Regions from separate parts of the Homo sapiens genome. Here all the other regions are linked to region 3. Evidence: read pairs that join two places in POLR2A ChIA-PET (ENCODE). Cell type or tissue: MCF 10A. All regions are shown on one strand. Links, peaks and the distances in the headings refer to the core of each region. The heading gives the core; the rest is flanking DNA.

Region 1 (5,166 bases), core at 555-4,554, 100 kb before region 3:
TGGTAGCAAAAATTCTGAAATAACTGAAACAATCTAACAATAAATGAATGGTTAAAAAATACCCATTTTATTTATTTATGTTCTTTTTATTTTATTATTTTTTTTTTGAGACAGTTTCACTCTTGTCGTCCAGGCTGGAGTGCAATGGCGCAATCTCAGCTCACCGCAACCTCCACCTCCTGGGTTCAAGTGATTCTCCTGCCTCAGCCCCCCGAGTAACTGGGATTACAGGCATGCGCCACCATGCCTGGCTAATTTTTTTTGTAGTTTTAGTAGAGATGGGGTTTCTCCATGTTGGTCAGGCTGGTCTTGTACTCCTGACTTCGTGATCCACCCGCCTTGGCCTCACAAAGTGCTGGGATTACAGGCATGAGCCATCACGCCCGGCCTCTTTTTTTTTTTTTTTTTTTTGAGACAGGTTCTTGCTCTGTCGCTTAGGCTGAAGTGCAGTGCAGTGGCAATTTTGGCTCACTGCAGCCTCGACTTCTCCAGCTCAAGCAACCCTCCACCTCAGCCTCCTGAGCAGCTGGAACTACAGGCCTGAGACACCATGCTTGGCTATTTTTTTTGTAGTTTTTGTAGAGACAGGGTTTTGTCATGTTGCCTAGACTGGTCTTGAACTCCTGGGCTAAAGTGATCTGCCTACCTCAGCCTCCCAAAGTGCTGGAATTACAGGCATGAGCCACCACGCCCAGCCAGAAATGGCTTGCTTTTAAGAATGCTACCAATTCCACTGTAAAAGGACAGATTTCCTTTTTTTTTTTTTTTTTTTTTTTTTGAGAGGGAGTTTTGCTCTTGTTGCCCAGGCTGGAGTGCAATGGTGCGATCTGAGCTCACTGCAACCTCCGCCTCCTGGGTTCTAATGATTCTCCTGCCTCAGCCTCCCCAGTAGCTGGGATTACAGGCATGCGCCAACACGCCCAGCTAATTTTTGTATTTTTAGTAGAGACAGAGTTTCTCCACGTTGGTCAGGCTGGTCTCCAACTCCCGACCTCAGGCGATCTGCCCGCCTCGGCCTCCCAAAGTGCTGGGATTACAGGCATGAGCCACCGTGCCCAGCCATATTTCCCTCTTTTACAGTGGAAGTGTGGAATGCATTTCCTTTAGCTATATATTTCTTATTTAGAATATTTGTAGGATATTGACTAAAGAACAGGTATCAAAAAATTGAATGATCTACAAGAGAGATAAGAGAGTTCCCTTACTAAAGATGTTTACATAGAAGCTGGGTAAAAATTTACTACATAGGGTTTGTAAGAAGGATGCATGGCTCTAGTAGAGGATTCCCTATGATCAGCATGATTTAGCATTGTGTCTGGCATATAGTAGGTGCTCAATAAATATTTATTGAATGAATAAATACATCATTTCTATGGGCCTTTCCAAACTTGAGAAATTGTGATCCATAAAGCCTCCCCTCACCATTCCAGTTCTCCTTGCTTTCTTCCTTCTCTAGATTGTAGAAACAATTATGAAACACTAATATTATGAACCACTAATTTAATGGCTCTTAATTACATACTGTATTGTCTTTTATTGTTCCCTAGTTATGTTAGGAGTTTAAATTCTGCCTCCCCAAAAAGAGTGCTAGTTACCAGAAATCAATTCTATTTAACTAACGTTTATTGGGCACTATATATTAACTACTAGCACCTGTCCTACAAAACCTTCTATTCTAAAAGGCATAGAAACGTTAAAGAGAGACAGTGCACTAAGTGTCCTAATAAAGGTATATACAAAACGCTATCGTAGACGGGGGAACAATTCATTTTGCAAGAAAGGCGGCCCAGGAAAACTACAGGTAGCATTTCAGCTAGTCTTCATAGATAACAGGAGTTTGTCAGGCTCTTGGGATAATATTAATAGATTAGGGGGAAGTTGATGCTATAGCAAAGACAGATACAAGAGGCTGTCTCGTTTTCTGCTTTAATGTCTCTCCCCATGCGCGATAGAAAACTGCCATTCTCTAGTATACAATCAATACAGAAATGGAAGCCCAGGGGAGAAACGGTAGGGAGCCAGAAGGGGGCTGATCCAACAACCTGACGGAAAGCGTTGTCTATTTCGCAGCCTGGCCGGGGTGAACAAGTTTGGCAAGTGTCGGACCGAACCAGGTCAAGCCTTACCTGCTGCCCCTCCCCAAAGCGGAGCCCAAGCCGCGACCAACTTGAAATGTACTGGGCTTCCTCAAGTCGGTGGCGTTCTAAGCCCGCCTCCCGGAGCTCCCTATTGGTGAGTTTTCTCGGCCAATGCAGGAGAAGCCGAGGAGGGAAGTCCGCCCTCTTGAAGCCTAGGAAGAGAAGGAGGGAGGGAGCGAGTACGCCCGGAACCGAAGCTTGCGAAGCGGGTCGCAGAGAGAGATGGGCGTTGCAGAATCAGCTGGGGTCACTTATTTCCGGTCTCACTCCAGATGAAGGAGCCACTAGCCGGCGAGAGTTCACCGAGGGAACGTGACACTCATATCTCATCGAGGGACCGTGTTGAGGGAGCCCCTACAGAGAGGCCAAAGGAGGAGAGGGCCTACGGAGAAATGAACCTCTGTAAAAGCTGCTCTTTAGGGATCAGTCTTTTTGTGACTCTAGCTTCATAGCTTGGTCTCTCCATTACTCCAGCCTTCCTTTCAATCATACACTGCCTCTCTCCAGCACCACCAATGGATACTTCTTTTCTAAAAATGTTTTTCTGTGGGTTGCTGCCGTGTCTGTGAGAAGGTGGGCAGAGGGTTCAAGAAAGGAAGGATTTGGGATCAGCGTACCAGGGTTGGGGAGACAGGGCAGGAGCCCAGCTTTTTCTGCATTTTCCACTACTTTCCACTTCCTGCGAGCTCCTTGGGAAAGCCAGCAGAGTGGAAGGAGGAGTCCTATTTTCACAGAAAGCAGAAACAAGGGAGAAAGGTTCAGAATGGAGATGAAATCTAGGAGTTAGTCAAGAAGAACATCCCAGATGTCAGAGAAAATGGCCTGTAGACTGGGAGGCTGTAGGTGTAGTGGCAAGCTCCCAGTCTTTGCCATAGGACAGAAACATAGCTGTGAAGCTTTGGAGAGCTTGCTTAACCTTATTAAGTCTGTTTCCTCATCTGTAACAAGAAGATGATAGTTCCTATCTTATAAAGTTGTGAGGATTGAAAATAGTGTATGTAAAGCACATGGCACATAGTTGACACGTGTCCAAGAAATAACTAGTAAAAATGGGTAGCTTCCTGCAAATATTTCTCTCTCTCTCCCATCCCCGGGAACATTATTTTCAGTATCTTGCATCTGGGGGGCCTCCAGCCTCTGAATTAGCTCAGGACCCTGAGTGAACTTTTTAAATCCTTAGGATTTTTCTTTTTCTCCCACTTCCCTTGGTGCCTTCCAGCTGGACACAAACTCATTCCTAAAATATGTGGATGGAAGCTATGGTAACCATGGAGACAGGGCAGGTGGCAAGGAGAGGCAGAGACAGTGTGAGAGACCAATAGACAGATAGGAAGAGAGAAGATATAAGGAATGTTTCAGACAGAGATCGTCAAGCAAGATGGAAAAAATAAGACGTCTAAGCAAGACTGAGATTAAAGAGATGCAATGTGAGAGAGTGTATTACAAGGTTCGCTCTTCTTCCTGCCCCTGTCCTATCTCCCTGCCCACAATAATACGGGGTGGAGGCACCTGGAATGTCCCTTGCCTTATCTAAAAGTGCTCCCATATCCACCTTCCTCATACTTATCTAAGAGGTCTACATAAGGGAGCTGAGGTCCAAGTTTCTCTGCGATGGGTGTTCCGTTTTTGAGAGATGGGGCGGGGGTGTATCTGTGTCTGACTCCAGGCTGGACCGTGATCTCCTTCACAATTAAACTACAGGAAGAAAGCCACATCTCTTGCCTCTCTTTGCACAGTATGGACACCGGCTGTGGATCCAAAAAGCCTTTCTACACCTTTCTTACACAGTGTGCCATGTGCCGTGTATGGCAGGTCAGGTCTGGCGCACAGGAGCGCACAAACACACCAAGTGCGGAGAATGGGGATCTGCTGAATCTCAGCGAAGAATCTGGATGATGGTCCCTGTCTGGGTCGCGGAGGAGTCCCCTAAGGAACACTTAGGTTTGTTGGGGCTGAGGGGAGGTCGGCTGAGAAAAGGAAGTCAGGATTGGAGCCTCTAGGTTTTTGAGGGTTTATGTGTGCATGAGTGGGGGAGCAGTTTGGTGCCTGACGCCCCCACCCGCAGTGACTAGGCTATAAATAGCACAGCAGAGCTCCGCCCCCCCCCCCCCCCCCCCCCCCGCCAAGCTTCTCTCCTCCCGAGCCGGCGCTGTGCCCGGGGCGCTCCGGGAGGAGGGACCAGGATCCGGCGCCGGGGCGCAGATACTGACACCAAGGGAATCCGGGTGCCCCCCCCCCCACGCCATGCGGGCCCCCAGGAAACTGGCTCCGCCACCTCGGCTGCCCCGTGGCCACGGCCCCAATCCTGGCCAGGCGGAGATTCTGCGGACATTCAGGTATCTATCTGGGCACACAGCCTGGGAGGGGAAAGAGCAAGGAGTGATGGGGAACATCGCAGGGGCAATAGAACCCCCCAATTCTCCCTCCACCCGTTTTAGGTCTCAAATGCAGGCTGCTTCCCTCCCCCCACTCAATTTTTGGGGTTGTGGCAAGCTAAAACAGGTTAGGAATGAGAATACATGTGTGACTGTAGGGTGCATGTATGTGGGTGGGTGGCGTTCAGCATCCTAGAAAGGGGGATCCCAAGTGTGGATAAGACAAGGGGGACAGAGGAAAGGTCTGATAAGCCATGGGGTGAGGGTGGGGGTGCGGACATCCCTGCGCGTGCACGAACGCATTTGCACGCGCGCTAGTCCTTCAGTGCGGGTGCACCCTTCCCACCTCCTCAGGCATGCGCTGCGGGGGAAGGGCCGGCTCAAAGGCATGAGTTAGAGGAAGGACTGTATGCCGTGAAGGTCTCCTCCACCCCACGCTGGGTCCCTGCATCTGTGCCTCAGTTTTCCTGCCGAATCTATCAATGAGATGTCTCTCTTGCAGGGATCGGCTTCGTCACTGAGACCTCAGGCCTCTGCCAGCCACTCCCCCTCCCCATACCCCTAGTCATCCTCGGCAGGTCTCAGTCCCGGCTCCATCTGTGCCCTCGCCCCAGCCGCAGCTATGTTGCACACCGAGGGCCACGCTCTTCTTC
Region 2 (5,166 bases), core at 738-4,737, 150 kb before region 3:
GAGATCGCGCCACTGCACTCCAGCCTGGGCGACAGAGCGAGACTCCGTCTCAAAAAAAAAAAAAAAAAAAAGTAAATAAGGCTAGCTCTAAGCCCGCGCGAAGGAAGAGTATTACATGACAGGTGTCATCAAAGAATTTCACTTACCACTTGGCTGTGAAATTCTTTTTTTTTTTTTTTTTTTTTTGAGACGGAGTCTCGCTCTGTCGCCCAGGCTGGAGTGCAGTGGCGCAATCTCGCAATCTCGGCTCACTGCAAGCTCCGCCTCCCGGGTTCAGGCCATTCTCCTGCCTGAGCGTCCCGAGTAGCTGGGACTACAGGCGCCCGCCACCACGCCCAGCTAATTTTTTTGTATTTTTAGTAGAGACGGGGTTTCACCGTGTTGGCCAGGATGGTCTCGATCTCCTGACCTCGTGATTCGCCCGCCTCGGCCTCCCAAAGTGCTGGGATTACAGGCGTGCGCCACCGCGCCCAGCCGAAATTCTTCTCAATTCACTTGAAATTCCCACACCTGAGGGATAAAGTTACTCTTTTAAGAGAACCAATACAAAGAGTATTTCTTCAAAAGGATGTTTTGAGTTAAAATACCTATATTTTCTGTGAAGTGAAGAGACAGCCCTGGATATGTCTCTTCCCCCAATTTTTTTTTCTTCATTACAACACATTATTTTCTCCATTAGCTAAAGGTTACTTTGGAAAGCATAGAGACAGTGCTTTGAGGGAATGGCAGAATGGCTGTGGTCCTTAAAAGAGGTGGAGAGGAGGGAATAGAGGATAAAGAATTGCAGGAGAAATTTGAAATGGCAGACCAGATACGTCTCGAACTCCTGGCCTCAAGTGATCTGCTCGCCTCAGCCTCCCAAAATGCTGGGATTATAGGCATGAGCCACCATGCCCAGCCCAACTAGCCCTATTATTAATGGAGCATTTTTAAATAGGTAGCTCAAAATAAGCATATGAAAAGATGCTCAACATCATTAGTCACTGGGGAAATACAAATCAAATGAAAACAACAATGAAAAAATACTACATACCCACTAGAATGGTTAAAATGGAAAAGACTGTTAAATAAAATACAAAATGTTAGGAAAATGTGGAGCTTTCATGTGCTGTTGGTGGGAATGTAAAATGGTACAACTACTTTGTAAAACAGTTTGGCAGTTCGTTAAAAGGTAAGTGTACACTTACCATACAAACCAGACATTCCAAACTTAGGTACTGACCCAAGAGAAATGATAACATGTGCTGCACAAAAACTTATATACAAATGCTTATAACAGTTTTATCTGTAATAACCAAAAACTGGAAACAACTCAATGTTGAAATGGTGAATGGATACACCAACTGCAGTAAATTCACATAATTGAATACACAGCAATAAAATGAAATTAATTCCTGATATACACAACATGGATAAATCTCAAAGTAATTATGCAAGTGAAAAAAGCTGTTGCCCCGCAAAAAAAAAAAAAGAGTATATACCATCTGCTTCCATTCATATCAAATTATTAAAAATCTTCAGCAGATCATGGACTGTAAAAATATATAAAATGTTAGCAAACATATAGTGAGAAAAGGTGATCAATGGTTGCTTAAGGAATGGGCAGAGTGAAGGAGGGATGGCTTACAAAGGGGCATGAAGTAGGCCGGATGCGGTGGCTCACACCAGCAATCCCAGCATTTTGGGAGGCTTAGGAGGGTGGATAACTTGAAGCCAGGGGTTTGAGACCAGCCTGGCCAACATGGCAGAACCCTGTCTCTAATAAAAAGCCCTGTCTCTACTAAAAACCCTGTCTCCACTAAAAACCCTGTCTCCACTAAAATGCCCTGTCTCTACTGGGTGTGGTAGCATGAGCCTGAAATCCCAGTTACTCAGGAGGCTGAGGCACAAGAATCGCTTGAACCCAGGAGGTGGAGGTTGCACAAAGCCGACATCACGTGACTGCACTCCAGCCTACGCGATACAGCAAGACTCTGTCTCAAAACAACCCAAAGGGGCATGACGAAACTCATGGGGGTGATAGATATGTTCATCATTTTGATTGTGACAGTGGTTTCATGGATATATATATATATTTGTATATGTCAAAACCCATGAAATGACACACCTTAAATATGTACAATTTATCATACACCAAGTATACGTCAATAAAGCTGTAGTTTTTTTTTTTTTTAATTGAGTAGCACATCTTTCTCTCTTTTCTTGGTAGATCAGACAAAAGGCTTAGAATGACCATAGCATGACAAGGAAGATTACAACAGAGACTTTTCTTCTTCTAGGAAACATACAAAAGAAGAGGATAACAGAACAAAGGAAAGACCTTATTTAGTGATTTTATATTCTCCGCTACTCCTATGACAAGGACCACATTCCTTCCTCCAGAATGTCATTCTCAAAGTCAGAGACCACAGAAAGGAGATTTTCCGATTTAAGAACATCAACCCTGTGAATCATAATTCTGTCTTTCCACTTCACCAAGAGTCAGCAGGTGGTGCTAGTGACTAAAAAGTGACTTGGCAGACAATGAGGCAAGTTTCCAGGAAAAGAAAAATTATCGTCTAAGATTATCTGATATGTTGACCATTTGAAAGAAAATATTAATAGGCATTTGCCAGAATTGACATTTAGGAAATAAACTGAAGATAGGTACATAGTAAACAAAGTAAAATTTTAAATAAATTATAATTTAACAATAAAGGGTTGTTCAAGACATGAAACAATCAATATATACTACTTGGCTCCTCAATGGATATCATTTACACAGTAATACTAATGTAAACACTGACTATTGATTCAGCCAGAACTATGCTATAACTTTCTATTGGGAGGATGAGGTAAGGGGAAAGGAAAGGTGGGAATATAGCATGATGTAAGAGTTAAAATTTCAATTACTATAACCATAAGAGAGTAGATATGTCTAATATTTATTTTGTTTCCTTTTTTTTTTTTTTTTTTGAGACAAGAGTCTCTCACTGTTGCCCAGGCTGGAGTGCAGTGGCGCAATCTCAGCTCACTGCAACCTCTGCATCCCGGGTTCAAGCGATTCTCCTGCCTCAGCCTCCCAAGTAGCTGCGACTACAGGCATGCACCACCAGGCCCGTCTACTTTTTGTATTTTTAGTAGAGATGGGTTTCACCATGTTGGTCAGGCTGGTCTCAAACTCCTGACCTCAAGAGATCCATCCACCTCAGCCTCTCAAAATATATATGTAATGTTAGCACATATATAGTGAGAAAAGGAGCTCAATGGTTGCTTAAGGGATGGGCAGAGAGGAGGAGGGATGGCTTACAAAGGGGTATGAAGCAGGCTCTGTCGCTCTCGCTGTATCGCCAGACTGGAGTGCAGTGGCCCAATCTCAGCTCACTCTATCCTCCATCTCCCGGGTTCAAACAATTCTCATGCCTCAGCCTCCCAAGTAGCTGGGATTACAGGCGTGAGCCACCACACCCAGCCTAGTTGTATTTTTATATTTTCAACACCTAGTCTGGCACATGATCTGTAAATGTTTTTAATAAGGAAAATAGTCCAGGCACGGTGGTTTACGCCTGTAATCCCAGCACTTTGGGAGGCCAAGGCTGGCGGATCACCTGAGGCCAGGAGTTCAAGACCAGCCTGGCCAACATGGGAACCCCATCTCCACTAAAAATACAAAAATTAGCCCAGCGTGGTGGCGTGGGCCTGTAGTCCCAGCTATTTGGAAGGCTGAGGCAGGAGAATCACTTGAACCCAGGAGGTGGAGGTTGCAGTGAGCTGAGATTGCGCCACTGCACTCCAGTTTGGGTAACAGGGCAAGACTCTCTCTCAAAAAAAAAAAAAAAAAAGAAAGAAAGAAAAGAAATATGAAGTGCATACCAGATGAAAAAGCTGAAAGAGGCAGGGTGCAGTGGCTCATGCCTGTAATCCTAGGCATGGATTTAAGAGGCCTAGGTAGATGGATCCCTTGAGCCCAGGAGTTCAAGACCAGCCTGGGCAACACAGCAAAACCCTGTCTCTACAAAATATATAAAAATTAGCTGGGCATGGTGGTATGTGCCTGTAGTCCCAGATACTTGGGAGGCTAAGGCAGGAGGTACACCTGAGCCCAGAAAGTCAAGGCTGCAGTGAGCCATGATCATGCCACTGCACTCTGGCCTGGGTGATAGAGTGAGATCCTGTCTCAAAAACAAGGGGGCGGGGGCCGGGTGTGGTGGTTCATGCTTATAATCCCAGCCCTTTGAGAGGCCAAGTGGGGGGAAGATCACTTGGGCCAGGAGTTCAAGACCAGCTGGCCTACATGGTGAAACCTCATCTCTACTAAAAATACAAAAATTAGCCAGACGTGGTGGTGTGGGCCTGTAATCCCAGCTATTTGGGTAGCTGAGGCAGGAGAATTGCTTGAAGCTAGGAGGTGGAGGTTGCAGTGAGCCGAGATCGCACCACTGCACTCCAGCCTGGGGCTGAGATTGCCCCACTGCACTCCAGCCTGGGTGACGGAGTGAGATCCTGTCTCAACAAAAAAAAAAAAAAAGAAAGAAAAAGAAAAAGGGGCTTGGGCTTGAGGACTGCTGTTTTTTGTAAAATCATTTAATATCATGTGATTTTTAACTACATGTTACATTACATTGATTAAAAAGAGGAGCATTTGGCTGGGCGCAGTGGCTCATGCCTGTAATCCTAGCACTTTGGGAGGCTGAGGTGGGAGGATCACCTGAGGTCACGAGTTCAAGATCAGCCCGGTAAACATGGTGAAACCCCGTCCCTACTAAAAATACAAAAATTAGCTGGGCATGGTGGTGCATGCCTGTAATCCCAGCTACTTGGGAGGCTGAGGCAGGAGAATCGCTTGAACCCAGGAGTCCGAGGTTGCAGTGAGCTGAGATTGTGCCACTGCAGTCCAGCCTGGAGACACAGTGAGACTCCCTCTCAAAAGAAAACCCAAAAAACAAAAAGAGGAGCATTTCTGGGCAGGTGCAGTGGCTCACGCCTATAATCCCAGCATTTTGGGAGGCCAAGGCGGGTGGATCACTTGAAGTCTGAAGTTTGAGAGCAGCCGCGGACATGGCAAAACCTGACTCTACTGAAAATACAAAAATTAGCCGGGTGTGGTGGCTGGCACCTATAATCCCAGCGGCTTGAGAGACTTAAGCAGGAGAATCACTTGAACCGGGGAGGCGGAGATTGCAGTGA
Region 3 (5,166 bases), core at 454-4,453:
CCACCGTGCCCAGCATTTACAGCTTTACTTATTTTTTATTTTATTTTATTTTATTTTTTTGAGACAGAGTCTCTGTCGCCCAGGCTGGAGTGCAGTGGCGCGATCTCGGCTCACTGCAAGCTCCGCCTCCCGGGTTCACGCCATTCTCCTGCCTCAACCTCTCCGAGTAGCTGGGACTACAGGCGCCTGCCACCACGCCCGGCTAATTTTTTGTATTTTTAGTAGAGACAGGGTTTTACCGTGGTCTCGATCTCCTGACCTCGTGATCCGCCCGCCTCGGCCTCCCAAAGTGCTGGGATTACAAGCGTGAGCCACCGCGCCCGGCCATTTACAGCTTTATTGACGTACAACTGATATACGTCAATATGTCTCTCCATGTAAAATGCATGTATTTGAAGTATACAATTTGATGTGTTTTCATATGCATATACACCCATAAAACCATTACACAATCGAGATAATGAACATATCCATCACTTCCGAAAGATCCCCGCTTTGTCTCTTTTTAATAATCCTCCCTACCTTCCTCATCCTGCAACTACTGAAAATTCTTAGAAATACAAACTATAGTAACTTTTGATCTAGAGGACTGAACAGAACAACAGCAAAAAAGATCTCAGGACCTGATGAAGACTCAGGTGTTGGAAGGGAGCAGCTGGAATTTAGAACTAGTTGAGTCTGAGTTTAGCTTGAAGCGCTCACCAATTTGGGTAGCAAAGCAGCAAGGAAAGAACCTGAGTGTTAGGAGAGGGTGGCATCTTCCCTAGGGACAAAAACCACAAAGTAACTGGGCCTAGTTCCAGTTCAACTGGCACCTTCAATCTTTGGCCTGGGTAGGGTCTTATGAGGAGGATTATACTGAAGGCTTAAGCTAAATAAAAGGATTTTTCCTATTTATTAAAGCCCTTTTTTGGTGTGCTGATTATAGGTTTAACATGTCTTGTCTCTGCTGCTAGACTGTGAACTCCTGCAAGGCTTTTATGTCCTCAGCACCTAATGATCCCTGATAAGCACTCAAATATTTATTGAACAAATTGCAGCCAACTATAAAATGCTGTGAGTTTCTCAGTATGTAGTGCGGGTACATTTCCCTTAAGTTGGTATTTTCTGGGTCAGGCGCGGCGGCTCACGCCTGTAATCCCAGCACTTTGGGAGGCCAAGGTGAGGCGGGCGCATCACGAGGTCAGGAGTTTGAGACCAGCCTGGCCAATATGGTGAAACCCTGTCTCCACTAAAAATACAAAATTAGCCGGGCGTGGTGACGCAGGCCTGTAATCTCAGCTATTCGGGAGGCTGAGGTAGGAGAATTGCTTGAACCCGGGGGGCGGAGGTTGCAGTGAGCCAAGTCGCGCCACTGCACTCCAGCCTGGGTGACAGAGTGAGACTTGGTCCCCCCCCAAAAAAATAAAAAAATAGGTATTTCCATGGATACAGAAACAGATTTAATTTGGTGCCTGCATGTGAGTGATCAGCTTGGTTGGGATGGGGCCTCTGGAGGGTCCAAGGCTTTGGAGGAAGGAGAGTGGGTAGGCAGTTCAGAGAGGGACAGAAAGATCCCTTTTGTGGGTAAGAAAACCCCTCTGTTCATCTTCAGCTACACCAAAGGTATGGGGGCTCTGGTGGAGGTATTCTGCACGTGTATCTAGGGTAGTTACTGTTAGGTACACTTTGGATTCAGTACCCCAGGCTTTGCCCTAGGGAGGGACAGTTGTCATTTCAAGGAAGACTGCTTTATACTGTCAGATACCTGGTTCACACCGGCTTAGCAGCAGTGTGCCACCACCCCAATCCCATACGTAAGCGTTGAGGGGTCACAGAGGTAGTGAGAATGATGGGATCCAAGGATCTCGTCTCTCCAGATCCACTCACACCAGGAGTTAATCTCTCCAACGTCGAGCTCTGAGTCCCTCCCTCTCTCGCCCGAGCTCCGCCCCCCTTCCCTCTTGGCGGTCCTGGCGGGCTTCCCCTGGAGGGGGCGGCCCCAGCCCGAGCGCTAGGCCGGGCGGAGCTCCGGCCCGGGCGGAGCCGCGGCCGCCGCGTCCGGCTGCTGGACCGAACTTCTGCCGTGCGGACAGCAGGAGCAGCGCCGAGCCCCATTCCCCCACCTCTCCAGCTCGCCCTCTGAGCCTCCCGAGCCCTCTCTCCATTTCCCACAATTGTGCTGGTAAGTCCCGCTCCCCGCACCAAACTTTTTTTTGCTGCCGAGTTTGAGTCCTACGATCGGACCACGAGCTGCACTGTAGTTGGTGTATGGGGGAGGAGGAGAGGGTGAATTACTGAATGCCGACTCCACGGCTTCCCTAAGACGGATCAGCGCTCGCCCATTTCCCGAGTTGGAAGACCTCTCGATTTTAGTTGATTAAACTTATGCAGAGATGGAGATGAGGGTTTGCGCTCCAACTTCGCTACCCCCTCCCCCATTTCTCTGAGCTCTAGCAGTTCCCGATACTTTCCCTCCATCTTTCAAGTATCTTTGGCTCCCTAAAAGCTTGTCCCCTCCCAACTCTGCCGTGGCAAAGCCCCCCTCCACCAGGCACTTCGGGCCCGCCTCCTCCCCGTTGCCCTAGGGACCCCGCGATCTTGGGGGCCATACACTCCCTCCGGGGCTACGCGTCCTGCCAACCGGCCGCAGACGTGTAGCTGCTGGGTCGGCTGTGGAGGGAGGGGCTCAGGCTGGGGCTTGTCCGAAGCCAGGCGGGCGGGGCCGGGAAGGGGAGGTATAGGGGGCCGGACTGGGCGGAGCAGGCGGCATTTGCGGCCGGCGCCAGGGTGGAGAGTTGTGCGCCGGTCCCTGGGCCTGAGCTCCGGCTCCGGCTGGGGCGCCTGCGATGTCTCAAGATGGCGGAGCTGGGCGAATTAAAGGTACCGGCCCCCTCCCCCCATCCCCATCTGGACTCAGCCCGGCGGTACGCCGTGTCCGGGAAGCGACCGAGACTGGGTGCCGGGGCTCGGGTGGGCGCCGACGACGTGGCAGGCACGAGCTGCTGAGGATGGGAGAGAAGTAGCTGAGAGCGAGGAAGGGGCTGCGGCGGGGCTCCGGGGGCGGGGCTGCGGGGCAGATGTAGGGGTGGGGCCGAGGGGAATTGCAGCTGTTGGGGGCTGAGGCGCAGGGGGCGGGGACGAGGGGTAGAAGTCGGATTTAGTAGTAGGGGCGGTTGTTGGGGTAGGGCCAGGGGGAAAAGGTGCTGTAGAGGCACTGGGGGCGAGTCGATCAAGGCCAAGAGATGCAACAGTAGGGGGCACATGCAGGGATGGGACCGCGGGGCAGACGTAGGGGAGGCTCCGGGGGAAAGGCAGCTGAGAGGATAGGGTCTTTGGGGCTACTCTCGGGATCCGAGCTTTGGGAAATACCAGTAGGCTGCTGAGATGCAGGGGGCGGGGCTGTGCGGGCCGATACCTCGAGGGGTGGGGCAGAAGCATCCTGGAGGCTCAGAGGAAGGTCCTGCCGTAGTGAATCGCGGTGTTTGGGAAGAGGCAGAGGCATGTGAAACTATGGGATAGAAAGGTGGGAAGTTATAGGGGAAGCTAATGGAGAAAAAAAGACAGGACAGAGGAGATAAGGATGGGGAGAAAGAGGAGCAAGTTTCTCATCACATTCCATAAAAGGGGTCCAAGACAAAGCCTCCTATGAGAAGAATTGTGTAGGGCTAGCAAGCCCTGCACATGACAGGATCTCCTAGAGATTCACAGAAGGGAGTCTTCTAAGGAGAGCGCTCCCCTCCTGCTACATAGAGTTTGGAGGGTGACCACATCTGAGGACATCTCATAGAACCTCAAACTACCGAGTTCATCCGCCTGCCTCCTGGTTTTCTTCTGCCCTTTGAAATGGGAGCTATGGTCCTGGGAAGGCTGGAGGTCTAGCCACTGGGCCCAGCTACCTTCAGGGGATTTGCGATTCTGTGCCCTGACTCAGAGGCTTTTCCTTCATCCACCCAGGGTCTCTGTTTAGAGCTCTGCCCTCTCCTCTTCCACCCCTATAGGGGGGCGCTGTAAGTTGTAGAGGAGTATTAATTTCTCTGTGTAGGAGAGATGCCAGATTATGGTTCCTGGCAGATAGAGTAAACAGGCAGGATACTTGGACTCAGTGATTCACTGTTAATCTCCCCGACCCAAGTTTTGGTCCTGTTTCCCTTCCAGAAAAATAGGACTAAGTTGTGGGGAGGGGGTGGTTATATAAACGATTCCAAGAAAGGATCTGGGGAAGTTATGAGCATTGAACCCTGACCTGAAAACCCTGGCCACAGAAGCTTCAGAGGCTTGGGGGAAATAGCTGAGGTGAATTAAGGTGGTTGGGAGGGGTGGGCTGAAGGGCACAATCCTCCAGCCACCTAGCCCCTTTCTTCCCGTGGGGCTGTCTGGCTTGAATCCTCTTGTCTCTCCCTCCTTCTCCCTGTCTCCTATCCTGTTCCCAGGAGGCTGGGATGGGTTTGAGAGTCTGAGAAAGGGCAAGAGAGGAGATAAGCAGCTTAAAGCAGAGTCCAGGGATGGAGGCGGGAGGCTGCATGGACTCGGAGGTGTGTCTGAGGGTGGCTTGCTGTCTGCCATTCCCTGCCCCACTCTGGCTGCTTCCAGGCCTGGGGAAATAGTGTTGCTCAAGCTCGGGGGTGGTGGTGATGATGCTGACCTGATGGTTGCTAAAGTGGGACTGAGATGTCCCTTTGGATAGGTCGACTACCTGGCAGTAATCCACTAGCTGCGAAGCATCATCTTTCCCATCAGTGCTGGAGAGAAAGGCACTGCCCACCTGGTAGCTCAGCCCATGTCTTGGCAGGGCAGGCCTGTGCAAGGGAGGATGCTCAAGCTTCTCTGTTTTTCTCCACAGCACATGGTGATGAGTTTCCGGGTGTCTGAGCTCCAGGTGCTTCTTGGCTTTGCTGGCCGGAACAAGAGTGGACGGAAGCACGAGCTCCTGGCCAAGGCTCTGCACCTCCTGAAGTCCAGCTGTGCCCCTAGTGTCCAGATGAAGATCAAAGAGCTTTACCGACGACGCTTTCCCCGGAAGACCCTGGGGCCCTCTGATCTCTCCCTTCTCTCTTTGCCCCCTGGCACCTCTCCTGTAGGCTCCCCTGGTCCTCTAGCTCCCATTCCCCCAACGCTGTTGGCCCCTGGCACCCTGCTGGGCCCCAAGCGTGAGGTGGACATGCACCCCCCTCTGCCCCAGCCTGT
Region 4 (5,166 bases), core at 533-4,532, 120 kb before region 3:
TCCAATTTTCTTTGGTCTCCACTCCCAATCTAAACTACATGTTGCTTCCAGGTCTGCCATTTAGCCTCCCTCAAACCACTTGAGTCACTGAGGCTGTCTGCAGACCCCTCTTAAACTGCCCACCTGAGATGGGAGAAAAATCATGAGGCTAGGGATGGAACATAGCATAGAGAAAAATAGGACTCTTTCCCTTTTTTTTTTGTAGAGGCAGACTTAGGGAAGACTATGTTGCCCCAAGCTGGTCTTGAACTACTCGCCTCAAGCAACCTCCCACCTCAGCCTCCAAAAGCTGTGGGATTACAGGTGGGAGCCACCATGCCCAGGATAGGATTCTTGACAGAGAACCTACCCTGCCTGGGGCCAGTGCAGCCCAGGCTGTGGACATGGCAGCAATCTGTTCAACATAAGCCCTATCAGGCGAGTAGTACTGGGCTGAGCAGCACTGTGTAAGTCCTCTGTAAATGTTTGCAAGCAGGCGCTGGGCACGGTGGCTCACGCCTGTAATCCCAGCACTTTGGGAGGCCAAGGCAGGCAGATCACAAGGTCAGGAGTTCGAACCAGCCTGACCAACATGGTGAAACCCCGTCTCTGCTAAAAATATAAAAATTAGCTGGGCATGGTGGCGTGCGCCTGTAATCTCAGCTACTCAGGAGGCTGGGGCAGCAGAATCACTTGAATCCAGGAGGCAGAGGTTGCAGTGAGCTGAGATCGTGCCACTGCACTCCAGCCTGGGCAACAGAGTGAGACTCCATTTCAAAAAACAAAACAAGACAAAACAAAAAAAGTTTGCAAGTATGGCCTCAAGCCCTAACCTCTCAGGGGTTCTTCCAAAGTGAATAGGAGCCGTGACCCTGTTTACTAGGTCTTGGGCTTCAGGCCTGCCTGATAGTACCTATGGAAAGTAGGGGAAAGGTTGATGGAAACAAGTCTAGCTCATGCCTGGAACCACTTCAGAATCTGGGAAAGCTGCTGGGTCCTGTGTCCCTGGCTTTGTCCAGCAAGGTCACCTGCAGACAGGGCAGAGTCCAAGAATAGTCTGATCTTCCTGACACTTTGAAGTAATACAACTGATCTCAAGTGGTCACTCCAACCTTTGTCCTCATTTCCCCAGTTTCATGGGAAAAGGATGTGTGTGCATAGGATGTGTGCTGCTTTTCCAGAATCTTCTTTGTTCCCACTCTTTTAAGTTCCCAGGCTGACATTGTGGGCTTTATGGGGTGGCTATGCTCCCAACACAGACACATATAGTTGACCAGGTTAGGACTTGGTGTGTGTATGTAGGGAACAATGCAAAAGGAAAATTTTCAATAGCTTTTACTTTTGTTTTTGCTGATCTCTCCCTAGCTATAATCACAGGCTGAAGTACAGCTATGGGAAACCCGTTACAGGTCCCCTATTTCCTTCCTGCCACTCAACACAACACCTCAGGAGGACTAAAAAAAAAACACATCAATCATCATAAATTGCTCAATGACTCTAGAATGTTCTGTTTCTATTCCTGTTTCCTTCACTGCTTCTACTCTTTTCTTCTTTTCTTAGAGGCGGGTTCTTGCTTTGTTGCCCAGGCTGGTGGTGCAATCATATAGCTCACCGCAGCCTCAAACTCCAGGGCTCTAGGGATCCTCCTGCCTTAGCCTCCCTAGTAGCTGGGACTACTAGGGAGTGCCACCACGCTCAGCTATTTGAAATATTTTAAAATATTTTTGTTGTAGAGACAGGGACTCGCTTTGTTGCCTAGACTGGTCTCAAACTCCTGGCTTCAAGCAATCCTCTTGCCTCAGTCTTCCAAACTTCTGGGATTACAGGCTTGAGCCATGGCACCTGCCATTGCTTCTATGTAAACACTAACTAACACACCCAAACTAGGCTTTTAAGGTGCTTTCCCTCAATGGAGTCACAGTCTTTCTTCATTCTTTACAATGGGGTCAGACATATTCAACCTTAGATTGACAGTCTCTATCACTTGATGCTGTAGGGAATTCAGTCGGCCTGCCTGAATGCAGTTGGGGAATTTTTTGAAGGTTCTTCTATACCCCATCTTACGGCTTTCAAATGCTCAGCAGGGTTGCTATGATAGCATGCCTTCTTATTCAGTTCCTATTCTGGACACGCAGCTTGCCCGTGACTGTTGCATGTCAAGTGGCTGGAACCAATCAGCTTATCTAAGGCTTCCTCAGAAGCCAATCAGAGCCTCGGAAAGTGACCTCACCCAAGGGAGAGCTCTGTGGGCGAGAAAGCATCTCTCAGATCTGTGAGTGTCCCTAAGTCACTCCCTTCCTCCCCACCCTCCTTACTTCCTGTAAAACAACACCACACCGCCTACCTCCCTTCCCCCAAAGAAAGGGAGTGAGAAAGGCTAACTAAATTCCACAAAGGGAAGAACCAAAAGAGAAACTGCAACTCAGCCACACACTGGTTTCTGTAACTGGAGAACAGGATATTTAGGGGGACTTGCTCTGCACAGACATACCTTTCAAAGTGGCATCTCCAGAGTCTGGAAGAGGAGGGAGTATGGTGAATAAGTCAGCTCCTCCTCCCTCCTCATACCTGGTTTTCTTGCCTTTCCCCACAAAAATAGCTGTAATCATTTTTTGTAAATAAGGACAAGATCAAGGTCAAGTGTGGGAAAGACAGGACCTATGTCCTTGTGAACATGTGTGAACAGACACAATCATGTCCTTGTGGCCTGAGGACCAGAGGCTCAGAAGTCAGCTGTACTGCAGGGGGCGTAGGCTGTTCTCTACAATTTACTTTGCATTGCCCTACAGATGAGGCCTTGAATATTCCTTGGCTGGGCTCGATTGTGAATATGTGTCCCACCATGGGGGTAGAAGGGAAGGGACAAAGGACAAGCGGGCTGTAGGGCTGTAACCCTCCAGTGTGTCACACCAGACCCGGCTTAGTTAAGCATTTCCTTCATTCCTCCAGCCCTCTGTCACCAGGCCTCACCCACAACAGAGAGACAGATAAAAACACTTTATTTAAAAGTATAAAACCAGGCTTACTCCTTCAAACTGCTCCCACCCCTAATTATCTCCACAAAGAGCTATATAAATTGGGCAGGGGTATGTGTACAGTCATCTCAGCTCTAACAACCCCAGTTCTTCTTTCAATTCTCCTTTCTCCCTTCATACAATTGAGATGTTTGTCCTTTGCACTTTCCCCAAGATAGCAAAGGTGATACAAATGTGGAAGGAGGGGAAGTGTAGAAAATAAACTGTCATCATCCTCTATTCCCATCTCCAGGGAACAGACAGATTATATGAACTCTGACCAAATGATTTGCTTGTCTGAAGAAACAAATAATAGGTACAGTTACTCTCTGTATCCTAAAGAAAGACACGAGGGTCCAGAGTCCTTCTTCAGTATATAGCCTCGTCCATATTGTCATCACTGTCACCACCAAAGTCCTCTCCATTGTCAAAATATGACATGATGTAATCAGTTTCCTGAAATGGAAAAAAAAAAAGTAAAAGTCAATTTGGCATTCACCTTCCTTCCTGTGTACCAGACCCCTTTCCTCTCAGTCACACCATTCCAGGCCTGAGACATCTCTTCCAGCTGTAGTTTGTAGAAGGGGGGCAGATGAAGTAGAGAGAAGCCCCTACCCTGGGGGGCACTATCTCTGTTGGCATGCCAACCCTCTGAGGAGAGCAACCCTAGTATAAAGAGGGTAAAGGGAGGGGGACTAAGGTGGAAGGAGTCCCCTTCACCTCTTCATGTTCTTCTTCATCATACTCTTCTTCTTCCTCCTCTTCCTTCTCTTCTTCTTCTTCTTTCTCCTCATCCTCCTCTGAAGTTACTTCTTCTTCCTTCTTCTCCAGGGTCTCATGTGGGGATGAATAGGAATAGAAACTCAGGTTCAGTTCACAGAAGGGAAAAATTGAGGCACACATGGGCCAAGAGAGAGGGAATGGATCCAGGGCTCAGGAGGTCTCTATGCACACTTCCTCCTCACCTCTAGTTTCTGTATTGTTTCCTCCTTATCTTCTGTGGTCTTAGGGGGCCTCTTGGGGAGCAGAATTGTAATCCCTGGTGGAGGGATCAAAAGGTAAACCTTCAGAGAGCAAATTTTGCCAGCTTTATAGCCCATCCTCATGCAAAGAACATGTCACTCTGCTGCCCTCATGTGGCCACTATGACATCTAGCAACAACACTTGGTAGATTGGGTATAGGAACTGGGATGGAAGGTGAGACCAGCAGCAGCCTCGGCCCTCAGGCTGATGAAGGAAACCTCTCTTCTCCCTCCTTTTTTCCAGATACACTCACGTTCCTTCTGTAGCTTCCGCACTCGGATCTTTAGCTCCCGGGGTAGACGCCGCCAATCTGGGAATAGTGGGAACGTAAATGTCAATAGGACCCTGCCTGGGGTCTCCAGTGAATACTGACTGGTTTTAAAGGGGGGTGAGGGTTTTAAAGGAGAGGAAGGAAGGGGCTGGGCCAAAGTTGTTCAGTGGCTTGGATATCTCCTGAGTAGTGGGAACTATTTAATAGCTTTTTCAGGTAGAATCTGAGAATGTGTTGGACCATAACTAAGGCTCTAGCTTGCAGATGCTGGATCGGGGAATGGGGTGGGGTCATGGGCGTGGTGGGAATAGCTTGAAGCATCCCATGCATTTGAAAGAAGGGCAGTCAATGAAAGGGCCCATCACCTACCAGGGTTCCAATCGATGGCATTGTCAATCGGACCTGACATCTGATATTTGTCTGAATAACGCTCCACATCTGAGGGGTGGAAGGGTCAAAGTTTTATCCCTTCAGAGACCCAGAACAGGACTGTTCCTGAGAGTCCAGCCCTCTCAATACTGAGGAATTATCTGTTTCCTTACCCCAAACCCAGAGCCCAGGGGGTCAGCTTCAGTGAGGACCTTATCTACTTTTTTTTTTTTTTTTTTTGAGACAGAGTCTCGCTCTGTCCCTCAGGCTGGAGTGCAGTGGTACAATCTCAGCTTACTGCAACCTCCACCTCCCAGGTTCAAGCGATTCTCCTGCCTCAGTCTCCTGAGTAGCTGGGACTACAGGCACACACCACCACGCCTAGCTAATTTTTGTATTTTTAGTAGAGACGGGGTTTCACCATGTTGGCCAGGATGGTCTCAATCTCCTGACCTCGTGATCCACCTACCTCGGCCTCCCAAAGTGCTGGGATTACAGGCGTGAATTAC
Region 5 (5,166 bases), core at 404-4,403, 150 kb before region 3:
CTACCTTGGCCTCCCAAAATGCAATGATTACAGCCTTGAGCCACCACACCTGGCACAGAACCAACATTTTTAATATTAAGCGTTTCACATAGTCAGTCTTTGATACAACACTTCTACCTTTGAGAAACTAAGTCATATTTTCAAAAAAGTAGGCTGGCTGGGAGCGGTGTCTCATGCCTGTAATCCCAGCACTTTGGGAGGCCAAGGTAGGAGGACTGCTTGAGCCCGGGAGTTTGATACCAGCCTGGGCAACATGGTGAGACCCCCGTCTCTACAAAAAAAATAAAAATTAGCTGGCTGTTGTGGCATGTGCCTATAGTTCCAGCTACCTGGGAGGCCGAGGTGGGAGGATCAGTTGAGCCCAGGAGGTTGGGGCTGCAGTGAGCTATGATCGCACTACTGCACTCCAACCTGGGTGACAGAGCAAGACCCTGTCTCAATAAAAGAATTAAAAATAAATTAAAGGCCAGGCGCAGTGGCCCATACGTGTAATCCCAGCACTTTGGGAGGCTGAGGTGGGCGAATTGCTTCAGCTCAAGAGTTCAAGACCAGCCTGGGCAATATGGCAAAACCCCTTCTCTACGAAAAATACAAAAAATTAGCCGGGAGTGGTGGTGTGTGCCTGTGGTCCCAGCTACTCGGGAGGCTAAGTTGGAAGGATTGCTTGAGCCCAGGAGGTCAGGAGGTCGAGGCTGCAGTGAGCTGAGATTGCACCACTGCACTCCAGCCTGGGTAACAGAGTGAAATACTGTCTCAAAAAATAAATAGGTAAAAATTTAAAAATTAATTAATTAAAAATGAAAAATAAATGTAGAAATCAGAGAAAGCTTTACAAAGGAGATGACTTTTTTTTTTTTTTTTTTTTTGAGACAGAGTCTTGCTCTATCACCCAGGCTGGAGTGCAGTAGCACAATCTTGGCTCACTGCAACCTCTGCCTTCCGGGTTCAAGTGATTCTCCTGCCTCAGCCTCCCGAGTAGCTGGGATTACAGGCACCCACAATCATGCCCGGCTAATTTTTGTATTTTCAGTTGAGACGAGGTTTCACCATGTTGGCCAGGTTGGTCTTGAACTCCTGACCTCAGGTGATCTGCCCGCCTCAGCCTCCCAAAGTGCTGGAATTACAGGTGTGAGCCACCACACTTGGACAATCTTGGACTTAAAAAAAATCTTTTTTTTAAGGCTCAGGGACTCACTAGGAATTTTGTCCTAGCTGTGTGATCATAGGCAAGTCATTTGAGTTCTCTGAATCACAATATTCTCTTCTGCAAAATGTCTTCCTGCTTACCTGGTGAGAATCAAATGTTTGTGCAACTGCGTTATAATGCATATATATAGATATATAGATGACAAAATATAATTAACAAAGAAAGTACTGGCCGGGCATGGTGGCTCACACCTGTAATCCCAGCACTTTGGGAGGCCAAGGTGGGCAGATCACCCGAGGTCAGGAGTTCAAGACCAGCCTGACCAACATGGAGAAACCCTGTCTCTACTAAAAATACAAAATAAGCCAGGCGTGGCGGCGCATGCCTGTAATCCCAGCTACTTGGGAGGCTGAGGCAGGAGAATCGCTTGAACCTGGGAGGTGGAGGTTGCGGTGAGCCGAGATCGCCCCATTGCACTCCAGCCTGGACGACAAGAGCAAAACTCCATCTCAAAAAAAAGAAAGTACTGATCTGGCACAGTGGCTCATGCCTGTCATCCCAACACTTTGGAAGGTCGAGGTAGGAGGATCACTAGAGCCCAAGAGTTAGAGACCAGACTGGGCAACATAGCAAGACCCCCATATCTACAAAAAACTTAAAATTAACTAGGCATGGTGGTAGTCCCAGTTCCTCAGGAGGCTGAGGCCGAGGGTTGCTTGAGCCCAAGAGTCAGAGACTGCAGTGAACTGATCGCACGACAGCACTCCAGCCTGGGCAAGAGAGAGGCCCATCTCTTAAAAAAATTAATTCATTTTTTCAAAAGGCATTGATGGATCTAGAAAAATAAATAAATGTTTTAAAATTTTTTCTTAGAAAAGAAAGTATTATTAATTGTCAGTCTGGATAAAAAAATAGAAACTTGTTTTAATGTAGAATTTCTTTCCCTCAGTCATGAACACCACATTTCCTTCATTTGTTCCTTCTCATAATCAAAAATCATCTTTGCCACTCAGGGGAGTGATCTGGGCTGTTTTGGCTCTCAGAAAAGCTTTTATTTGTTTGAGACAATTCTTGGACTAAGAATTTTGACAGTATATTAAACTGCCCACTAGGTGGCAGAGCTGAGTCAACTGTATTTCTGAATTGTGTAAGAAATAATTTCTCAGAAAAGGGGAAGTTGGGTTGAGCACACAATGTCCCATCTCCCTCATACTTATAAACACCAACGCAGTCCAATTTTCTTCTCACAGAAAAACAAACCACCACCTCTCGCCTCCTTACCGTCCCTGCTCTGATACATATTTGGGCCACAGGCTTTGAGGAGGGACAAATATGATACAGTTTAGCATAAGAAACTGAGGTTGAGGTGTCAAGTCTAATAGTAATAAGAAATAATACTAGGATCTGAATTACTGGTATATTCTATCCAGAGACATAACCCAATCTATCAATTCAATCAATCTATCTCTATATGTATGTGTGTGTCTGTGTGTGTGTGTGTGTGTGTGTGTGTGTATATATATATATATATATATATTTTTTTTTTTTTTTTTTTTTTGACATGGCAATTCAAGCCATCCTCCCACCTCAGCCTTCCGAGGAGCTGGGACTACAGGCGTGCACCATCACACACAGCTAATTTTTTTTATTTTTAGTAGAGACAGGGTTTCCCCATGTTGCCCAGGCTGGTCTCGAAGTTGTGAGCTCAAGTGATCCGCCTGCCTCAGCCTCCCAAAATGCTGGGATTACAGGCGTGAGCCACTGCACCTGGCCTCAATTTATATTTAATAATACATTTATTCTGTGAAGTGTACTCTAATAGATGCTAGGAAGAATACAAAGATAAAAAAGGGCAGAGTTTCTATTCTCTAGGAATTTAGGAGAGAAAAGGCACTTTACGTGTTAGTGCTATGTAAGAAATATGAATGTGCTATGGAGTATTCCAAAGAGAATGAAAAAATATTTGATTGTAAGGTAAAAGATGAGGGGATTGGCTGGGCATGGTGGCTCATACCTATAATCCCAGCACTTTGAGAAGCTGAGGCGGGTGGATCGCTTGAGCTCAGGAGTTCAAGACCAGCCTAGGCTACATGGTGAAACCCTGTCTCTACAAGTTTTTTTTTCTTTTCTTTCTTTTTTAAGTTAGCCGGGTGTGGTTGCATGCCCCTGTAGTCCCAGCTACTCGGGAGGCTGAGGTGGGAGGATTGTTTGAACCTGGGAGATCGAGGCTACAGTGAGCCATGATAGCACCACTGTACTCCAGCCTGGGTAACAGAGTGAGACTCTATCTAAAAAAAAAAAAAAAGTTGAGGGGATTGGGAAGCAAGAAATGTTTTTGGTTTTGCTTTGTTGCTTTGAGATAGAGTCTCACCCTGTCACCCAGGCTGGAGTGCAGCAGCATGATCTCAGCTCACTGCAACCTCCACCTCCGGGGTTCAAGCAATTCTCCTGCTTCAGCCTCCCGAGTAGCTGGGATTACAGGCACCTGCCAACCATGTCCTGCTAATTTTTGTATTTTTAGTAGAGATGGGGTTTCACCGTGTTGGCCAGGCTGGTCTCAAACTCCTGACCTCAGGTGATCCACCCACCTCGGCCTCTCAAAGTGCTGGGATTACAGGCGTGAGCCACTGCGCCCAGCCAAGAAAGGTTTAATAGAGGAAAAATTATTTGGCTGTCTACAGAAGAGTGGGTAAAATTTCAAAAAGCAGAGATGGGGAAGGACAGGCACACTAGGTACAAGGAAAAATGTAAGCAGGGACATAAAGACAGAGAAGGATATATTAAGGGAACACTGAGTGCTCAGTTTTGGCTGAAGCATAGGGTACATGTATGAGGAAATAGTGGGAAATGAATGAGAAAATTTGGTTGAGGACATTTCGTGAAGGCTTAAATGCCAGGTTGAAGCATTTAAACGTGATTCAGTAAGCAATACATTTTGCATTATTATAGGAACACACAGGAACTCAATTCTGTGAGATTAATCTAGTGATGTTCTATAGATTACAGCAGGAAAATCAGTTAAAATCTATTAAAGTAATCTAGGCAAAAGTAACAAAAACATGAACCAGAATGGTGGCAGTAGAATAAGAAACAGGAGACAGGTGCTAGAAACACTAGAAAGATGGCTCTATAGAATTCAGCAGTTGACTGGATGTGGGGCATGACAGAGAGGAAGGAATTAAAGGCAATCCCTGGATTTTAAGCCTTTATAACTTGGGGAATATATAATGGTTCTATTAAAACAAACAAGGGGGCTGGAGGCAGTGGCTCATATCTATGATACTAGCACTTTGGGAGGCCAAGGTGGAATGATCCCTTGAGCCCAGGAGTTTGAGACCAGCCTAGGCAACAAAATGAGATCCCATCTGTACCAAAAATTAAAGAATTAGCTGGGCATGGTGGCATATGCCTGTGGTCCTAGCTACTTGGGAGGCTGAGGCAGGAGGATCCCTTGAGAGCGGGAGTTCAAGATTGCAGTATGCTATGATCCCTGATCCCACCAGTGCAATCCAACCTGTGTGACAGAGCGAGACCTTGTCTCAAAAAGAAAGAAAGAAAAAGAGGGGAAAAAAAAAGGCCGGGCGCGGTGGCTCACGCCTGTAATCCCAGCACTTTGGGAGGCCGAGGCGGGCGGATCACCTAGGTCAGGAGTTTGAAACCAGCCTCAACATGGAGAAACCCAGTCTCTACTAAAAATACAAAATTAGCCGGGCGTGGTGCTGCATGCCTGTAATCCCAGCTACTTGGGAGGCTGAGGCAGGAGAATTGCTTGAACCTGGGAGGTGGAGGTTGCGGTGAGCTGAGATCACGCCATTGCACTCCAACCTGGGCAACAAGAGCGAAACTCCGTCTCAAAAAAAAAAACAAGGCAAAGAAATGGGTTTGACCACCAGGGAAAGATTATGAATTCATTACTAGACAAGCTGAATTTGAGATAACAGCTGGAACTTTGGAGACAGGCTAAAGGTATAGCATAGATTTAAAGTCATTTACACAGAGTGATGTACAGACAGTCAAAC
Region 6 (5,166 bases), core at 773-4,772, 99 kb before region 3:
GAGCCCTGGGGCCTAGTGGCCCCTCCTCAACCAGTCCCACCCACTGAAGGGAGACCGGGGATCGAGCGCTTGACTGCCGAATTCAATGGCCTGACCCTGACCGGTCGACCCCGTCTTTCCCGACGTCACAGCACCGAAGGCCCTGAGGACCCGCCCCCATGGGCGGAGAAAGTGACTAGCGGGGGTCCTCTCTCTCGCCGAAACACAGCACCAGAAGCTCAGGAGTCTGGTCCCCCTTCAGGGCTGAGGCAGAAACTGAGCCGCATGGAGCCAGTGGAGCTGGACACCCCTGGACACCTTTGCCCTGACTCGCCTGAGTCCAGCCGCCTGTCCCTGGAGCGCCGCCGATACAGCGCCTCCCCGTTGACCCTCCCTCCAGCCGGCTCGGCTCCCTCTCCGCGCCAGTCCCAGGAGAGTCTGCCAGGGGCAGTATCTCCGCTAAGCGGAAGGAGGCGGAGTCCGGGGCTGCTGGAGCGGAGGGGCTCGGGGACGTTGCTCCTGGACCACATCTCGCAAACGCGGCCGGGTTTCCTACCCCCTCTCAACGTCAGTCCCCACCCTCCCATCCCTGACATTCGCCCACAACCCGGAGGTCGGGCGCCTTCGTTGCCTGCCCCTCCTTATGCCGGGGCGCCAGGCTCTCCCAGGACCAAGCGCAAATTGGTGAGACGCCACTCCATGCAGACTGAGCAGATCCGCCTGCTGGGGGGCTTCCAGAGTCTAGGTGGGCCTGGGGAGCCAGGGCGCTGAGAGGAGTGAGAGGAGCCAAGGAGGGTGGGGATTAGGACCTTAATGGGATAGGTGGGAGAACCAGCTCACACACACACCACGAACAAAGGGATCTCTTGCATGTGCTCATGGGTGCACAGTGCACCCACACATGGTTAAACATGTGTCCATAAGCACAGTACTCTTATTAGCAAGAAAGAATAAGTACTCTATTTACTGGGTATATACACACATGTATTCATGCCCTGGTCATTTCACATGCATATGGGATTACTTGTGTACCTACAGGCACAGCATATCAATAAACACACAGGGCTAGGGTCCCAAACTCTCTTGCATTTGTTCAGAAGCAGTAGGGAACCCTTACTTATGGGCAGTCTCCGATGTCTTTGCCCTCCTGCAGAAGCAATCCCTTGCTTTCCATGTATGCCCTGAAACACAGCCTATCATGATTTTGCACACTCTCTCCGTGGACATCCCAGCCCATTCTGCAGGTCTTGCTTCTTTCTCCAGGCCTGGCTCCTTATTCACACCCTGCTTCTAACCCCAACCACTTTTCAGGATATCTTTTTCACTCTTCTTGGGGGTTCCTGCAGCAACCCCCAGCCTCAGTTCTGCTGCTGTCTTTACTGCTCTCAACTTCACTTCTCAACTTCCTGCTTTTTATTCCCACCCTGTTCCTCCAACAACTACAACAGATTGTCTCATTTTCCCAGGGGGTGGGTCATGGGCTCTAAGCTGCTCTTCTGTCTGTCTGAGCTTATGAACACCCCCACAGGTAGAAGTGGGGAGAAACCCTAAATCACTCCTCTCTCCACTTGACATATCAAATAAATGTGTTCAGAAGTCTCTGTTTTGTCACTTCTGCCTGGAGGTGTGGGTATGGGGAATGAGGAATGGGGAGGGAGGGTAACACTAACTTATAGCTATAATTATCCAAGGGATACTTAGCTGTTCCAGCCACCTTCTTTCCAAGAAACCAACTTTTCTATAGAGAAAAGGCAAGTGTCCTGTGTCCTGAAGATTTTAAGGCATTTGACAGGATTTCATTTCCTCCAGTTTCCTCTATGTCCAACCTTGAATTCTTTAAGGTTCCTACAAAGAGTTCCTCCCTCCATCATCAGCAGATATATCCCAGTAGATTAACTGTCTCCTTTTGAAACTTCCTATTTCTTGACTACTCACAGTTTTTATTCAGGGTCTAATTTTCATTTCACCAAGTGTGTTTCTTCTATTTTCTTCTACTTCTGGCCTCTATTTCCCCATCTTTGATTTCTGAGCCACTGTAGGAGAGATGGGGGGAAGCAGTTAATATAATCTCACCTAAGCAAAAATGGCCTGGTGACCACATGATAAAGGGTATGTAGAGTGTGTGTGTGTGCATGTGTGCAAGTGTGTGTGTGTGTGCAAAGTAATCAGAGGAACCCAGTCTGACATATTATACCAACAAGGGTAATTTTCTTAATTCCCCCAACTGGACTTCTCAGTTTGCTAATTTTCTGCATGTATCCTAACTCTTTCTCACTCTAATGGGAGGCAAAGAGACTTGCCCATCCCACTCTCTCTTATTCCCTTCCTCTACTTAGAATAAGTGAACTCAGAAATTTACCCAACAATGTGGCATAGTAAAAAGATAAAAATATTGGGAATCAGAACACCTATGCTTAAACTCTGAATTCCACTTTGCCATCTCTTAGCTATTTAATTTTGGCCATTTTTCTAGCTTCCCTCAGCATCTGTTTCCTTATCCCTAAAATAACAAAATCTAGTTAGTGATTGTGATTGTAAATAAGACATGCACTACAGTACATTGCATAGTTTATGTTCATTAAATGTCAGTATCTTTCTTGCCTTAGCTCCACCACCAATTGCATATGATGTTGGACAAGTCGAATTACTTCTCTGAGCCACAATATCCTCACCTGCAATCTGTGAAATGAAATGGTAGGACAAAATGATCTCTACTCTGTCTGCAATCCTCCCCAATCTTGCATCTAGGCCCATTTTTTTCTTCAAGCCCAGCCCCAAGATTCTGTCCTGCTTTCTAGTGCTTGCCACAGGACTCCCAAAGACGCGCCGAAGCTCTGCGTCTGCCTTTCAGAGGATACGCTTTTTCTCTTTGCAATTGGTTCTGAGAATCCCCACCCTCCTCAATAATTTGCCTATGGCGGAGCAGGAGCCCTCCAGCTCCCGCCCCATCACTGGTGATTGGCATGGGACCTAGCTCGTCCCCGCCCCCACTTGACTGAAGGTTCGGCCCTGGCACCGCCCTGAGTCCCCAGGCGCTAGCTGACTGGGGTGGTTGGGACCGTTAGCTCGGCAGGCTGGCAGGCTCCGGGGCGCTACTCCATTGGCGGCCGGGATGGAGACTATGCGAGCGCAGCGGCTGCAGCCTGGTGTGGGCACCAGCGGGAGGGGCACTCTCCGAGCGCTGCGGCCCGGAGTGACTGGGGCCGCGGCCGCCACCGCCACACCCCCTGCGGGCCCCCCGCCTGCCCCGCCGCCTCCCGCACCGCCCCCGCCGCCGCTGCTCCTGTCTGGGGCCCCAGGACTACCCCTGCCCCCCGGCGCCGCCGGCAGCCCGGCAGTGCTGCGAGAGGCCGTGGAGGCCGTGGTGAGGAGCTTCGCCAAGCACACGCAGGGCTATGGCCGAGGTGAGTCTGCGGGTCTGGCCTCCTGCGCGACACCCTCTGTAAGGGAGCCTTGCTCCCACAGTCCTCCGGATCGCTTTTCCTGGCGTGGAGCCCTCACATGCATTTCCTTTTGGGGAGTTTCCTTCTGGGCTACGCACACGCACAGACGCACACACTCATACACACGTTTAAGCCTCCTACCTCCTCCCCTTTACTGAGTTATTAATATATTCTCCAGGGACTCTTTTTCAGATACAATCCTCTTTTCTTCCTAAGCTTTTCTCCTTTAGAAATGGAATTCCTCCTCCAGCTTAATACCTTAACATCTCTCTGCCTTTGAGAACCAGTCCTCATTGTGTGGGATCCTGTCTTTTATTTCAGATCCAATTTCTCATCCATACCCTCTCAGTCTTTCCTCTGTGATCTCTGCAATTCCTGGACTCACCTGTTAATTTGCTCCAGCCCCTTAACCTTGACTGTTAAATTCTTTACTTACTTACCTTCACTCTGAAATTTCAGTGCAACTTCAGATTTACTGGGGAACTAGGTAGTGCCTTCACAAGTCACTCATAGTAATTGTGTATTTAAATCCGGACCTGTACCACTGAACTCACAGCAGCTTCCTGTGGCTCAGTACCTTACTTTGGTATCTTTTTTAGTATGGAGACTCACAACTCCAGCCTTTCTGTCTGGCTGTGTTTTCCTGGCCCTTGCCCAGGAACTGAGGATAAATCCCAGGCCTTGGCTCTTTCAATGTTAAATTCTGTGGAAATGTGCCAGGTTAGAAACTCTATTTCAGTTAGAAAACTTCGTTAATTTCTGGAAAGAGGGATGTGAGGGTTTTCTTTGTTGTTTTCGTTTAACTAGGGTAGTTTCCTGTCTGAGTTTGAGTTCCAGATTTATAGTGTAAGTAATAAGGAATATATAGTGAAGGGTGTGGAATACAGAATTTAAGCCTGGAATTTACAAGACATCCCTTCTGTCTGCTTGGCCAGGTCCTGCCTGACCTGGAAGTGACTATATCTTTAACTTTCTGTTTAACAATAATACAGAGAAAAGTTACAGGGCTTTTCTGTAGATTTTCTTTTTTTAAGAAAGTTTAGTGAAAAGAGCACACACAGGCTTTGGAGATCTTTGTCACTTACCAGCCAAATCTTTGGGGAAGGGACTTAATTTCACTGAGCTTCAGTTTCTTCAAGGGTTACAATATGGATTGACTGAGACATTGCAAATGACATATAACCTAAAAATGATTATTATCTCAAATTTGTTGGTTCATAGTTCCTTAAGTAGAACATGCTTCACTTTTTCCCACTCTTAAATCCTAATAATGTAAACCCAAAAATTCCTATGAAAACAGATTTTTAGAGCCATTTTGCTATATGTGCCTAATGATTCATTCATCATCAATTTCCCTTTGTTCTTCATACAATTTGAACTCCTATTATAAGACAGGAACTCTGCTAGGTGCTGGGGATACAAATGGATGAATCTGAAACTCATGAGGAAATACTATTTTTCCAATGTAATCCCAAGATTTAACAAGGCTATGTGATGGAACTGCTATTAGCTACTATCCTGCTGCTTCAAGTCTCTAAGTCAAGATCAAGGGAAGGTCTTTGCCTCTGGGCACAGGAGTAGCCTAGAGTGGTCACACTAAATCTGAAGCCTTCCTCTTGGCAACTTACAGGCATTTATTAAAATTATAGAAGAGTACACCCTTTTTCTTGTCTGTGTTACCTGGAGAGCCTCTGCTTTGGCTCCCAAACTGGACATCCTGTAAAAACTTTCATTTCCTTAGCAA

Evidence for each region. Peaks named below come from ENCODE experiments on the same cell type or tissue, not always from the same donor. Only the 100,000 strongest peaks of a DNase experiment are listed, where the experiment ranks them.
Region 1: POLR2A ChIA-PET joins it to region 3 with 92 read pairs; 30 of 35 experiments call an interaction of 5 or more read pairs at or near these places.
Region 2: POLR2A ChIA-PET joins it to region 3 with 11 read pairs; 17 of 35 experiments call an interaction of 5 or more read pairs at or near these places.
Region 4: POLR2A ChIA-PET joins it to region 3 with 26 read pairs; 28 of 35 experiments call an interaction of 5 or more read pairs at or near these places.
Region 5: POLR2A ChIA-PET joins it to region 3 with 12 read pairs; 19 of 35 experiments call an interaction of 5 or more read pairs at or near these places.
Region 6: POLR2A ChIA-PET joins it to region 3 with 56 read pairs; 28 of 35 experiments call an interaction of 5 or more read pairs at or near these places.

What each region holds. Positions count from the first base shown.
Region 1 is chr1:145,961,729-145,966,894 of GRCh38, reverse strand. ANKRD34A (ankyrin repeat domain 34A) reads left to right here and starts at 2,320. Exons shown (of 4, transcript NM_001039888.4): 1 at 2,320-2,711; 2 at 3,358-3,585; 3 at 3,927-4,474; 4 at 5,016-5,166. The coding sequence starts at 5,136. POLR3GL (RNA polymerase III subunit GL) reads right to left here and starts at 2,205. Exons shown (of 8, transcript NM_032305.3): 1 at 2,127-2,205. RefSeq lists enhancers at 2,309-2,478, 5,128-5,166 and a silencer at 2,794-3,088. In MCF 10A, for the core only: no CTCF peak of the experiment used is centred there; DNase peaks (open chromatin) are centred at 2,234 and 3,394.
Region 2 is chr1:146,010,506-146,015,671 of GRCh38, reverse strand. No RefSeq gene overlaps it. Among named protein-coding and RNA genes, the nearest start is that of HJV, 8.6 kb to the left of the region's middle. In MCF 10A, for the core only: a CTCF peak has its summit at 2,472 (motif pointing right); a DNase peak (open chromatin) is centred at 2,481.
Region 3 is chr1:145,856,663-145,861,828 of GRCh38, reverse strand. It overlaps PIAS3 (protein inhibitor of activated STAT 3), which reads left to right and starts at 2,748. Exons shown (of 14, transcript NM_006099.3): 1 at 2,748-2,862; 2 at 4,823-5,166. The coding sequence starts at 2,839. RefSeq lists silencers at 1,942-2,151, 2,622-2,711. In MCF 10A, for the core only: no CTCF peak of the experiment used is centred there; DNase peaks (open chromatin) are centred at 1,948, 2,238 and 2,718.
Region 4 is chr1:145,976,644-145,981,809 of GRCh38, reverse strand. POLR3GL (RNA polymerase III subunit GL) reads right to left here. Exons shown (of 8, transcript NM_032305.3): 4 at 4,658-4,726; 5 at 4,271-4,327; 6 at 3,959-4,032; 7 at 3,714-3,827; 8 at 2,962-3,449. The coding sequence ends at 3,363. Among named protein-coding and RNA genes, the nearest start is that of POLR3GL, 15 kb to the right of the region's middle. RefSeq lists enhancers at 1,545-1,614, 1,835-1,924, 2,375-2,514, 1,876-2,517, 2,525-2,574 and 3 more. In MCF 10A, for the core only: CTCF peaks have their summits at 2,733 and 4,118 (motif pointing left); DNase peaks (open chromatin) are centred at 1,499, 2,229 and 4,119.
Region 5 is chr1:146,004,540-146,009,705 of GRCh38, reverse strand. No RefSeq gene overlaps it. Among named protein-coding and RNA genes, the nearest start is that of TXNIP, 11 kb to the right of the region's middle. In MCF 10A, for the core only: a CTCF peak has its summit at 2,263 (motif pointing right); a DNase peak (open chromatin) is centred at 2,295.
Region 6 is chr1:145,955,853-145,961,018 of GRCh38, reverse strand. LIX1L (limb and CNS expressed 1 like) reads left to right here and starts at 3,002. Exons shown (of 6, transcript NM_153713.3): 1 at 3,002-3,383. The coding sequence starts at 3,092. ANKRD34A (ankyrin repeat domain 34A) reads left to right here. Exons shown (of 4, transcript NM_001039888.4): 4 at 1-1,578. The coding sequence ends at 750. RefSeq lists enhancers at 1-50, 1-87, 451-569 and silencers at 2,948-3,037, 3,068-3,347. In MCF 10A, for the core only: no CTCF peak of the experiment used is centred there; DNase peaks (open chromatin) are centred at 2,948 and 3,488.